Regions from separate parts of the Homo sapiens genome. Here all the other regions are linked to region 1. Evidence: chromatin contacts called from ENCODE Hi-C or POLR2A ChIA-PET data. All regions are on one chromosome and are shown on one strand. Each heading gives the region's core, a stretch centred on a gene start or an enhancer-like site at or near the end of the contact. The rest is flanking DNA. Distances are from core to core; before and after follow the strand shown.

The links. Hi-C counts contacts between places; a loop is a spot of excess contacts on that map. ChIA-PET counts read pairs that join two places held with the same protein, here RNA polymerase II (POLR2A). Pooled maps may share reads with other maps.
Region 2: a map of CD4-positive, alpha-beta T cell shows a loop between it and region 1 (8-fold over the local background). The contact joins the promoter of FNBP4 here to the promoter of CRY2 in region 1. A Hi-C loop is called at or near these places in 1 of 168 maps with a recorded cell type or tissue (CD4-positive, alpha-beta T cell), 1 of 37 single-sample maps with no recorded cell type and 14 of 50 pooled maps.
Region 3: a loop to region 1 is called in a map of naive thymus-derived CD4-positive, alpha-beta T cell, with 16 times the contacts of the local background. The contact joins the promoter of MADD here to the promoter of CRY2 in region 1. A Hi-C loop is called at or near these places in 2 of 168 maps with a recorded cell type or tissue (CD4-positive, alpha-beta memory T cell and naive thymus-derived CD4-positive, alpha-beta T cell) and 8 of 50 pooled maps.
Region 4: a loop to region 1 is called in a pooled map, with 6 times the contacts of the local background. The contact joins the promoter of TSPAN18 here to the promoter of CRY2 in region 1. A Hi-C loop is called at or near these places in 4 of 50 pooled maps. POLR2A ChIA-PET finds 5 or more read pairs at or near these places in 2 of 52 experiments (K562 and naive thymus-derived CD4-positive, alpha-beta T cell).

The regions. Positions count from the first base shown.
Region 1 is chr11:45,846,033-45,849,097 of GRCh38, reverse strand. CRY2 (cryptochrome circadian regulator 2) reads right to left here and starts at 1,623. Exons shown (of 12, transcript NM_021117.5): 1 at 1,393-1,623. The coding sequence starts at 1,607. RefSeq lists a silencer at 853-962 and enhancers at 911-1,432, 1,363-1,602, 1,963-2,012, 2,063-2,172.
Region 2 is chr11:47,765,669-47,768,733 of GRCh38, reverse strand. FNBP4 (formin binding protein 4) reads left to right here and starts at 1,393. Exons shown (of 17, transcript NM_015308.5): 1 at 1,393-1,665. The coding sequence starts at 1,446. RefSeq lists a silencer at 1,379-1,988 and enhancers at 1,178-2,102, 2,249-2,308, 2,103-3,028.
Region 3 is chr11:47,268,615-47,271,679 of GRCh38, reverse strand. MADD (MAP kinase activating death domain) reads right to left here and starts at 1,547. Exons shown (of 37, transcript NM_001376571.1): 1 at 1,434-1,547. NR1H3 (nuclear receptor subfamily 1 group H member 3) reads right to left here. Exons shown (of 10, transcript NM_005693.4): 10 at 2,647-3,065. The coding sequence ends at 2,984. MADD-AS1 (MADD antisense RNA 1) reads left to right here. Exons shown (of 3, transcript NR_120569.1): 2 at 539-601; 3 at 700-1,023. RefSeq lists enhancers at 1,488-1,782, 2,256-2,365 and silencers at 1,256-1,785, 1,996-2,105.
Region 4 is chr11:44,725,373-44,728,437 of GRCh38, reverse strand. It overlaps TSPAN18 (tetraspanin 18), which reads right to left and starts at 1,476. Exons shown (of 10, transcript NM_130783.5): 1 at 1,151-1,476. The region is part of intron 2 of TSPAN18-AS1 (TSPAN18 antisense RNA 1); the gene reads left to right. RefSeq lists silencers at 344-513, 1,350-1,499 and enhancers at 1,690-1,859, 1,226-2,087, 2,088-2,948.

The DNA of each region.
Region 1 (3,065 bases), core at 374-2,873:
TGACAATGTAACAAGAAGGTAGTCGGATTCCATTTGCCTGGCTCCGACTGGTGCAGGGCAAAGTCTGAGGCTTGGCTTAATGTGCACACTAGGGATGGTCATTTGATGATGCTTGTCAAACCCAACCTCCTATCTGTAGAAAACTGGAGCAGAGACAGAGCAATAAGGCAGCCTGAAAACTGTGGGCAGGCTCTCCACAGGACTCCTTAGTTGTTCCTTCTGGGCAGGAGGGGACACTGAACAGGCCCACTGCTAGCAGCACTCACTCTCTTAGCAGGGCACACACCTTGGAGAGAAAAGAATGGTGTGCCGAGAGCCACGGTATCCTGGAAATAACCCTGTCCATCGATGCAACAAGGCCACAAGCAAACATTCCCCAGAACAATGCAAACAAACCGAGCGACTGCCACTAGGTGTTCTGAAGAGCGATGGGTACATTATGTCTCAAAACTCTTTAGTTTGAATACTGTTTACAGTGAAAATACACTAACGACCTGTTCATCTTTTTCCATGATCATGTCGACTCCATCTCCTGGGGGGTCATCAGAGGGGCCCTTGATATCATGGCTTTCCTGCTCCCTAACCTTACCACAACAGTTCATAAAAGTCTCATCTCTAATGGCTCTACTGTCCTCTAAAATCATGACAAGAGGATGACGGGGTGACACTTTGGATTCTTTTAAATTTTTCTATCGAGGTCAAAGCTCCAGAGCAGGGCTTAAAACATTTTGGAGAATCCCCTGGATTCTCTGGAGCTTTGAACATAAAGCGACTCCACCTGAAGACGCCTTTGGCTTCTTTATTTATAATATAGGGGAGAAGACCTTATTTAATGCTAAGCCAGGGTCACTTGACACCCCTAGAGGCAGGACGGTCTGGGTGCAGGGTAGCCAGGATGGGTGGTAGGGCGGATTCAAACGAGCCAGAGGCTTCGGAGTGATCTCCCCGAGCCCAGCAACGGGCTCTTGAAGAATGCGAGCAAAAACCCGTCCCGCCCTCACACTACGTTATCTCCCTTCCGCCCCTCCCTGAGTAGACCGTAAGAGCCCTAGACCAGGAGCCCCTGTTCTGCCACTCACTGGCTACAAGTCCTTGGGCAGGTCGACTTTGGGTCTCCAGGGCTCAAGGGTCTCATCTGTACAACGGGGATCATGATCTCCGTTCCACAGGCAGTTGTGAGGCTCAAAGGGGTAACAGTGCGAACGCGCTTTGTCAGAGGCTGAACCCTGGCCCACCGGCGCGTTAGGACCATGACGAATTACTTCCCCGGTCTCGGCTTCTCCCCTCTGGCCTTCCAGCCGTGGCGGGGTTGGGGGGATCGTGCTGTTCGCCGGTCACCCCAGGGTCAGGGTCCTGGCTGCGTCCCCGCCACCCAGCCCCGGGTCCCCTCACCTCCATCGGTTGATCCCGACTGAGGAGGAGGCCGCGAACCACGGGTCGAGAATGTAAACGCAGCGCACGCAGCGCGCCCCGCGCACGGCCGCCAGCAACGCCGGGTTGTCGTGGAGTCGCAGCCCTTTGCGGAACCAGTGCACCGAAGAGGCGCTGTCCGTGCCGGGCGCTGGCGCCGGGGCCACAGCTGCCGCCGTCGCCACAGTCGCCGCCATGACTGTCCAGACTGCTCCAGCCACCCCCGCTCCGCCCCGGTAGGCGACGTGGACCCCGCCCATAGCCCGCCCAGTGACCTATGACGCCGCAACTCCACCCTTAGTCCCCGCCCACAGGGCCCCAGAGCCCCTCTGCCATTGGCTGAGTGCCTTCCACCTGGCGATTGGCCCAGAGGCGCCGGAACAGGCCCGCCCCCTCACGTTCCTACCATGTGTGGGTCCGCCCGGGTGGAGCTGGCATGCGGACAAGTGACGCAGGCTGGGGCTGTCCGCAGGCTGGGGCTGTCCGCGGAGTGCCGGGAGTAGGCCAAGTCTCAAGGGACAGCGGATCTCTTACCCACGTCCTGTTCAGGGCCTGCTTCTAGAAGAAGCTGCCTGGGCTGGTAGGGGTTGCTGTGACTACAGCCAGTGACTTGCAAGACTGACAGCTGACCTTCCTATTATCACCAACATCGTCACCATCACCATCTACATCATTCTACTACAGCTGCCATTTATTAAGTGCACTTTATATGGCAAGAGACATGATCATCTCCTTACGTAGACGGTCTCATTTACTATTCTCAACTCAGCCCAGTTACATTCATTTAGCGAACCCCAGTGAAAAAGCTGCTGTTGTTTTCGTTTCACAGATGAAGAAAACGGAGGGTGCCGCAGGTTGAGTGACTTATTCAATATCATAAAGCTGCTAAGAGGATTTCACCCAGATTATTCTGATTTCGAAATTTCTGCTTTTATCCACGAAGCTATACTTCTCTTTGTGCGAAGATCCTTGGTAATTCCAAGTGGCAGAGTCTAAGGACGGGGAAGGAGTGCCCTAATATGCAGCAGTAGAGGATTTGGGAGTAAGGACTGGGAATGTGGGGGACTTGAATTGAGATAGTAATTATGCCATCAGATGAATTTATTTTCTTTTAGTCTGTTTAGTAGATCCAGTGTGTGCAAAGCACTGTACTGGATTCCGGGTAGGGTTCAGAGATGTGGAGGACACTGTCCCCATTCTTCTGGGACGCCAGGTGGAACCCTCTTGGGCTAAGACGGCTTAGTCAAGCTGCAGCTTTGGGGTTATCAGGTGGAAAACAGTCTGTTTCAACTTGACCCTAGGTTGAGCCCATGCTTGGAACCCTTCCTGGACCTGGGACAGAGTGATGAAAGCATTTAGTAATTTAGTCTGCAATTTAGTGGCATTAATTGGCACCACTCTCTAAACCAGTGTCACTGCAATCCTAGGCATTCTCTGTCATTTCCAGGGCTTTTCACGAGCTGTTCCAGCAGTCTAGATCACACTCCCTCTTCCATCTTTGTTTCTAACTCCAGTTTGCTCTGTATCATTGTTCAGTATAGATGTCACCTTCTTGCTGTCTGATCCCAACCTGAATAGTGCCCCATCTTATTCTGTGCTTCTTTTTGGTCACTTGTCTTGGCACACAATACTGAAATTTCTTGCTTAAAAGTCTT
Region 2 (3,065 bases), core at 144-2,643, 1.9 Mb before region 1:
ACCTGGATGACAGAGCAAGACACGTTTAAAAATAAAATTAGAAATAATCATTTTAAAAGATCAAATGCAATTCTACGTGTAAAGTGCTTGGTGACTGACACATAGAGCTCAGTAAGTATTAGATATTTTTAGTGGGAACTGAGCTGCTGCGGATATAAAAATAAATACCACTCGCATTCCTTAGTTTAGAGGGGAGACGGATGTCAACAGGATGTCAAGTGCCAGGGAGAGGCTGGGCAGGAGAGGTCACGCCTGCACTGCGTCTGCATTGCGCCCTGATGAAACAATAAAAGACTTTCATCATGTGATGCAGTAATTATTCCAGTCAGTGCAAAGGAAAAGTGAGGGAGGTGATGCTCCAAGTGGCGGGCTCCAGAGGCAGGAGACGGGAGAGGGGGCAGTGTTAAAGCAAGGGTAAATTAAAGCATGTTGACGATAGTAGTACAAAACTGGTAAGGTTCCTGTATGCCATCCCAACAATTTTAGGCTTTTTCCTTGTAGGTAGTGGAGTATCTCGTGATTTTTCCCAGCTAATAAGCGAGAAAATATGAGACATCTATTTGTGTGCTGCAGGAAATTACAAAAGCGTAAAAGACCCACTGTCCCATTTAATGTTCAATGCTATACCCAAAGTAAGCCACAATAATCCGGGCGAAACGTGGGGAAGGGCTCAGAAAACAGCACACCTTTCTTTTTTTTCTTGAGACAGTCTCACTCTGTCACCCAGGGTGGGGTGCAGTGGCGCGATCTCGGCTCACTGTAACCTTTGCCGCCGGGTTCATGCGATTCGCCTGCCTCAGTCTCCCGACTAGCTAGGATTACAGGCGCCTGCCACCGCGCCCGACTAAATCTTTTGTATTTTTAGTAGAGACGGGGTTTCACCATCTTGGACAAGCTGGTCTTGAACTCCTGACCTCGTGATCCACCCGCCTCGGCCTCCCAAAGTGTTGAGATTACAGGCGTGAGTGAGCTGGGCCCAGCAGCACACCTTTCTAGAAGACAGACAACATGAAACTCTAGGCCGAGAATAGCCACAAGATGGAGGACAAGTAGGCAAAGAAAAGGCTTGGGGAAAGCGCATGGGTGGAACCCGACGGAAGTGGGGAAGTCGTTCTAATTCAGGCCCTACCGCACTATTGGCTGGACTCTCACCCTTTTTCCTTTTCCATTGGCCACCGGTCCCTTCTCTGGGTCAAAACAGCCAATCGCCTAGCGCAGTTGGTAATCCCGCCCTTTCTCCTGGTGAGGAGGAGCCAGAAGAGCCGAAGGGTCCGAGGCGCTTGCGCAAGCGCGTGCTCCGCTGGTTGAAAGCGGATCCGGGCTGGAGGCGGTGTCACGGTGTATGAATATTGATTACGCGTCGCAGCGCCCAGGGCCCAGCGCCCAGCCTCCAGTGCCCGCCCCTCTCGGCCGCCCGACGCTCTCTGCTCGCGCTTGGGCTCGCGATGGGGAAGAAGTCCCGGGCGGTACCCGGCCGTAGGCCCATCCTGCAACTCTCTCCGCCGGGTCCTCGGGGCAGCACGCCGGGCCGGGACCCGGAGCCGGAACCCGACACTGAGCCGGACTCAACCGCGGCGGTCCCCAGCCAGCCCGCCCCGTCGGCGGCGACGACCACCACCACCGCGGTGACTGCCGCCGCGGCCTCGGACGACTCGCCTTCAGAAGGCAAGGGTGCGCGGGGGGACCTGAACTCGAGCTCAGGGCTTGCGGCCTAGGCTCCTCACGGCGCCTGGCCAGACCCGGCGAGGGAGGCGGGCGAGGTCGGCTTCCGAGGCCTGCCTGCTGCGGGCCTGCAGGCGGGGCGGCCCTGGGCTCCGGGCCGCAGAAGGGCCAGGCCGAGTTCTGCGCCCTCGGCCCGGGCCAAGCCCGAGGCGCCATCTGTGGTGCAGGGCTTGCCCCGGGAACGTTTGAAATATGACCGAAGTTCGGGCATCCTGAGTCTCCCAAACGCCCCGGGTCGGTTTTGGGTAACGCAGAGGGTGGATGTGAGGATGAGTTTCCGCGTGCGCGGCCTGTGACTGTGGGCCAGGCCTTTCCACACGTCATCTGCCTCCTTTCGGTTTTGTCGAAACGGGGATAGAGACGTTTAGAAAAAGCTCTTAATATTCCAGCTAGTAAGCATCCCCACACTAGCAGAACTGCTGGAGAAATGGAGCTGGTAGGTTCCTAAGTATTTGTGTGGTTCTCACTGGAGTGGTGCTTAGATTAAAAGTGACTCCAGGACTAGGCGCCGGAGAAGCCGCGACCGTTTCACATGTTCAGAGATCACGCTGGTTCGTTAATTGGAAAAAATCCGCAATAGCAGTGTTTGGTGTGTCTTGTAAAGGTCCTATCATAGCCTGGAGAATACTTACTGTTTTTGTATGTATTTGTAAGTATTGCAGATGTAACTTTTTAAGAGTTTTGTTTTGTTTTTTTCGAGACAATGTCTCAATCTGTCGCCCAGGCTGGAGTGCAGTGGCGCGATCTTGGGCTCACTGCAACCTCCACCTCCCGGGTTCAAGCGATCCTCCCGCCTTAGCCTCCTGGGTAGCTGGGACTACAGGACCCTGCCACCATGCCCGGCTAATTTTTGTATTTTCAGTAGAGACGGAGTTCATGTTTCCCGGGCTGGTCTCGAACTCCAGGGCTCAAGCGATCATTACAGGCGAGAGCCATCGCGCCCGGCCATGCAGATGTATTAATAATTTTTATTTACCATGGTAAGAGTCTTCCCTTGATGTTGAAGTTTGTAAGCAGATGAAAGACTCCAGGGCACGGTGACTCATGCCTGTAATCCCAGCACTTTGGGAGGCCGAGGTAGGCGGATTACTCGAGGTCAGGAGTTTGACCAGCCTGGGCGACAAGAGCGAAACTCCGTCTCAAAAAAAAAAAAAAAAAAAGATTCCAGCTCTGTGTTTATTATCTCCCAATTATTTGGGTCAATGAAATGTCCTTTCTTTTTTTTGAGATGGAGTCTTCCTCTGTGGCCCAGGCTGCAGTAACCTCTGCCTCCTGGGTTCAAGCGATCCTTCTGCCTCAGCCTCCCGAGTAGTTGGGATTACAAGCGAGTGCCATCATGCCTA
Region 3 (3,065 bases), core at 298-2,797, 1.4 Mb before region 1:
ACAGAATTTATAGAACCAGAGCTCTAGACTACACCTTGCAATCTATGTTTACATTGAAAACCCGGAGCCCTCTCCAACCAAAATCTCAAAGATCAGGCCTGAAGCACCTCCTACTGAGTACGCATCAGGCCTCTCTAGCCTTGGTGGGATCTCAGTCCCTCTCCACTGACAACTATCTGACGAAACTCAAGTCACTCACAATCATTTCCTTCCAGAGCCACAAGGACCCTGAGATCTTGTTATTATTCTAGCTACGGGTGGTAGGATAAATTTTTAGCCAGAGTTCACATCTGATCAGCAGCCACTGCCTTCAGTTATTCAGATTGCAAAGATAACTAAGATTTTCCTTCTCATTCTCTCCTCTCTCCCCTCCCCAAAAAGACTAACACCTTTAACTCCTCTAAAGACTAAATCCTCTAACATCACCCACAACTCACACTCTTGTCTTCACAACCAACGAGGCTCCGACTCTGCCTCTTGCCTCAACCATGTTTACTAACGTAGAGCCTCTGGTTCCTATCTTCCTGTATTCCAAAAGCATCCAGCTCAAAATGCATATCTATCTGCTGAAGTCCGACATCACCATCAGCTCCACCCAGAGGTAGATTTAGGATTCACAAACTTTTAAGTTATCTATGCCTTTTCAGCAGAAATAGCCATGCTAACCAACCCTTTGGATTCGTCCCTCATTTTGGACAGGATCTCACAGTAAAACCACAGGAACCAGAGAGCGATATGACATCTCTGCTGACGTGAACACAACAGGAGGCTCTCCTCCCCTCCTCTACCTCCCCAGGCAGTGACCTTGCAAGCTCATCAGCACAGACTGGTCCAGCGTATGGGAGAACTGGAGCAAGGAGGCTGGCAGCTGGCAGGGTTGGGGTAGAGGGGAGGGCAGGGAAAGGTGGAAGAAGGTAGATACACGAGGATGGGGAGGAGAGCGATTGCAGAAAGATGAAATGGTGTTCTCTCTCCAGCAAGTCAATTTTGAAATATCAAGTTAAAAAAAAAATTTCTTGAGAACCAAACGTGTTTCTCCAAATTCTAGCCAAAAATAAGGCGCAAGCACGCACACGCACAAGCACACCCGCCAAGCGCTGTGCGGGTTCGGCCCCAGGGCTGGCCAGCTCTGCCCGCCCCCTCACCTGCTGGACAGTTCTCCCCCGCCCCCGCCCCCGCCCCGAACCTGAACCCGAGCCGCCCGCTCGGCAGGAACCAAGCCCAGTAGCCTGAGCCCCCTCCTCTGCCCGGGGCGCCCCCATCCCCGTCCCCGCCCCTCCTCGGCAGACCCCCGTCCCCACGCCCCTTCACACTCCCCCAGGGCCTCCTGAGAGACCCCTTCCTCCAAGAGCCACGGTGTCCTCTCAGAGCCCGTCTCCCGCTCGGAGTCCCCAGACGCTCGCCCAGGACCCCACCGGCCCAGACTCTCCTACCTCCCAAGCTCTGGGGGACTGGCCAGGCCCAGCCCGACGTCCCCCGGCAGCGGGGCGTCAGTCGCTCCCCAGCGCGGCGCCGCTCCGAGCGGGCGCCAGTTCCGCGTCTGCACTGGGGGGCACGCACCACTCGCGCGGGGTGCGGAGGGGGAGGCCGGGGCCGGGGCCGTACCATTCAGCCCGGGGGGCCGGGGCTGCACCGAGCCGAGCGCCGCGGGGCGGGGCCGACCTCGGGAGACAGCGGCTGCGCACAGACCTAGCCTAGCGCCCGTGGGCGCGGGAGGGCGCGCCAGGCCGACCCAGCGCCGTCGCGTGCCAAGTGGGGGACCCACAGCAGTACCTTCTGTTTGGGTTGCTCAGAGAGACTCTCACCCGACGGGGTCATAGCGCCCGTTTCGACGACATGGGGATTCCTCTGAAAGTCACTTCCCAAGATAATCGGCCCCTGAGACTTCCTGACGGGCTCCCCATCCCCCAGTCCCCACCCCCCACTCACGCGCTTTGGCGGTGCTCGGCGTCCGAGCAGGGAAGCCGGCTGCCGAGCGGTGGAGCCTACCAATCCTGGGCAGCGGGGGCAGAGGGGGGCGCGCGGCCGCGGTTACCTCCACCGGGCGCGCGCGGGGAGTGGGGGGGCGTGGCCGCGCCGCGGCGCCCGCTGGGAGATGGAGTCCAGTCAGTCCGCGAGGACAGCCCCGCCTCAGGACATCCTCCCCGCGGCCACACGGCTCTTCTCTTCCTGTCCCAAAGGGCCTGGGGACCGACACTGGGTTCTAGGTCTTTCAGGTTGTGCCTTTTTCAGATGCCAAAGGAAAAACCAAGGCATGCTACACATGCACGTGAGGTGCACCGCCGACGCCTTAGCGCTGAAATCCAACACTTCCTCCTCCACCGCAGAAAGGCAACCGGATCCTACCCGGATCCCAGCAGGGGAAGGGGGCGCCTAAGCCTCAGCATTCCATTTACCCATATGGCGCAGTGGGGGTTAGTAAGAAGAGGCCCCCTCTCACGGCCAAGGCTGTCATTTGTGACTCTCCCTCCTCTGGGCCTGGAGGCGGATCCTAAAGATCGCAGGCTTCCTCCTCTATTACCGTGTCCCCACCCCCAATCCAGAAATTGGTTTCTCTCATTTTGTATTCATTTTGATCTTCCTGTTCAAACAGTACCAGACCTATCAGTGAGGCGGCGCTGAGGCATTTATGGCCATACCACAGAGTGACAGTGGAGAATTTTTCTTGGGGCCCTGTGGGAAAAACAGGAAGTGGTGGAGGCAGGATGGGCAGGGCTCTGGAGAACCCTGTGCAAAGTGGCCCCCAGGCCCATCCGTTTGTGGGGTCAGCATGATCTTCAGACACAGCACAGTGTTAGCGAGGGCTCCACTGCTCAGTAGCCACAAAACTCGCAACCCTTTGACTCTCTTTTAATGCCACGGGAGGATCTCCTTGCCCAGCTCCCAGGAATGTTTGCCCTTCTCAGTCTGTTCCACTTCTAGGAGGCAGCCACCAGGCCTCAGCCATCCGGCCAAGAAAACAGAAAATATGGGGACAGAACAGTCATTCGTGCACATCCCAGATCTCAGAGAGCAGCGGTGGGAGCTTTTTGTCCTGCAGACGCAGTGCAAACACTTGCTCTGAG
Region 4 (3,065 bases), core at 227-2,726, 1.1 Mb after region 1:
GAAACAAAGGTGCAACTTTTACAAAAAGGGTGCATGCATTTTGGGGTTTGGGTTTCTGCAACTCCAAAAACCGTCAAAAAGTTAATTCCCCAACCCACTCTCTCTGCACCAATTCGCAGTTGTAGTTTCTTACATCTTTTTCTGGGGGTAAATTTCTTACTCATCCATTTGCCCTGGCAGCCTTCCCGAGAAAAATCACATCCTGACTCCTAGCCTTTCCAGCCCACGGCGCAGTTATAACTGTGAACCTTTCGCCTCACTCTTGGTCCCGCTCCCCCGTCTGGCTAGTGTAGGGCGGGCTCCTCGGGGCGGGACCCCGCGTAAGTTGGGTGTCTGTGGTCCCTGCGTCCTGGATGTCGGCGCGGTTGCCTCGCAGGAGCCAGAACGCGCTTCCTGCTGGCGAGGGCCGGGGCAGTGCGCCCCCTGGCGGGAGCCCAGTCACCTCACTCCAGCAGGACCCGGAGCCGGCGCGATCCCACCCGAGCCGAGCACCGTCCCAACTGGCTCCCACTGCCCCCTAAATCTGGACGTGCCCGAGCCTCCCACCCACCCAGCACTCCATGGAGTCTCCACTTCCCCAAACCGCACACACCTAAGGAATAAGGGGGGTCCTGGAGGAACGAGTGGCGCCTCCGCCCCGCCCCGCCCCGCTGCCAGGGACCCCAAAGGCAGCCCGCCCTCCATGCAGCTGCCGGGCCCCACAGCCCTCCCGGCCCCGATCGCCGCTCCCAGTCCCTGGTCCCTCACTGTCTTACCGGGTGGCGTGGCGAGCAGCCCCTTTCCGGGCGCAGCCCTGGCCGAAACCCCGAACCTTGTAACCACACCTGCCACCCCGCGCCGTTCTCCAGAAGCCCCCACTCCTCCACCCGGAGCACTGGGAGCCCACCGGCTCTGCACCTGTCCTGGGCGCAGCCCCCGGCCCTCAGCGGACTCCGGGCAGGCACGGGGTGGAGACCGTCCCCGGCCCCCCAGCCCCCGCGTGCTAGTTTGAGTGGAACTTGGTTGCCGGGCTTCCGTCCTGGGATCCCTACTCCACCCCAATTCCCCGCCGCGTCCAGCAGCACCCCCGGGGCGGCGCGCGGGGGGGTCCCCAGGTCCCCGGGGGCGCGGCGGCGGCGTGCGGAGGGCACGGAGGTGCGGAGCCCCATACCTTCCAGCGGCGGCTGCCGGACCCCGCGCCAAATCCCGCCGGCGGCCGGGGGGAAACTTTCCTGGTCGGAGGGGCGCGCTCGCAACTTGCCCGGCGCCGGCTGCCTTCCCGGCGGTGGCGGCGCGTCCGGGGACCCGCAGCGCGAGGCGGCGGCGCTCGCTCGGGGCTCGGGGCCGGGACCGGGGCCGGGGCCGGGGCCGGGGCCGGGGCCGGGGCTGGGGCCGGGGCCGGGGCTGGGGCTCGGGCGGCCTCGCGCGGCTCCGCGGTGGATCGCTCGGCGCTACGTCCGCCCCGCAGCCTGGAGCCCCGCGACGCCGGCGGCAGCTGCACGCCCGCCAGCCCGCCGGCCCCACCTCCGCCGCCGTCCGTCCCTCCCCTCCCCCGCCCTCCCTCCCCCTCCCCAAACCTCCGCCCCTCCCGGCTCCAGACGCCGTTGCTGCCGAGAAGCGCGTCTCCTCTGCGGGCTGCCCCTCGCCTCCCGCCAGCCTCCGCCTCCTCCTCCAACCCCGCGTCCAGGCCTTGTCTGGGGGTCCCTGGGCCCACCCTCTGCCCATCTCCCCTTCCTCCGCCTCCGACCACCTCCCGCTCTGCTCGCGGGCCCTCTCTGCGTCTGAATTCGGAAGATCGTTGCGGGAGTGGGGAGAGGGGCATGCTGGACCCGAAGTGTTTATTCCAGGGGAACTTTCAGCTGACCCCGGGGCCCAAACGCAGGGGTTGGGGTGAGATCCTCGGTCCTGATCGGGCTCCTGGGCTTCCCGCTGCCGGGGGAAGTACCTGTTGAAAGCCTGGGGAACTCACCCTCCTCTGACTTGCAGATAAGAAAGGGGACTTCCTGCATGGAGGGGCCTGACCCCAGGTCAGATGCAAATGACTTGATTGCAAGGGGCCAGATCTGTGTCTCCGGCCTCAGGGCTGAGGTTCTTGCGGGGCTGGGGAGCTTATCTTTTCTTCTCTGTACTGCTGCCACAGCAGCACTGGCTCCCAACCCCTGACATGACTTGCCTGAGACTTTTAACCTCTGAGCCTCCTCTAAACAACTACCCGACCCTGCCCCAGACAAAACGGACAAGCAAGCAGATCAAAACTGACAGCCCAAGTGAAAGTACTGATGACAGGGGCTCGGGTCGCCCACTCCTCTTCCCTTGGCAACTCTGTTTTGAGTCCCAGCTTGAAGCTTCCACACCCCATCCCCGTGGGCCCTAGGCATTCAAGCACACATCAGCTCTGCAGGAGGCCCCTTGGCCAGCTGATTCTCACTAAGGGGTGACTGATAGGAAGGAGTTGACCCTACTCCTGTCTTGTATATGGATGTTGGTAGTCAGGCCACTGGGCAGAGTTTGGGGGGAGGGGGATCTTCTTGTTTTGTTTTTGTTTTGTTTTTGAGACAAGGTCTCGCTCTGCTGACCAGGCTGGACAAGCCTGGTCAACAAGCACAGCTCACTGTAGCCCGACCTCCTGCACGGCTTACTGTAGGCTCGACCTCCTGGGCTCAAGCAATCCAATCCTTCCAACTCAGCCCCCTCGAGTAGCTGGGACCAGAGGCATGTGCCATCATGCCTGGCTAATGTTTTCTGTTGTTTTTGGTGTGTGTGTGTGTGTGTGTGTGTGTGTGTGTGTGTGTGTGCGTGTGTGTTTTGTAGAGCTGGACTCTTACCATGTTGCCCAGGCTGGTCTCCAATTCCTGGCCTCAAGTGATCCTCCCACCTCAGTCTCCCAAAGTGCTGAGATGACAGACGTAGCCACTGCACCCAGCCACCAGCCAGAGTTTTGAGAGGCAGGAAGTGGCTGCCTTTCCTTGCCCACATTCCAGGAAATGGATTCGTCCCTGTAAGGGGATGTCCCTGTAAGGACTTCAGGGATGTCTGGTCCTTTAAAGAACTTCACCGCGTCACCGGGACTCTTAGAGTAGGCACGT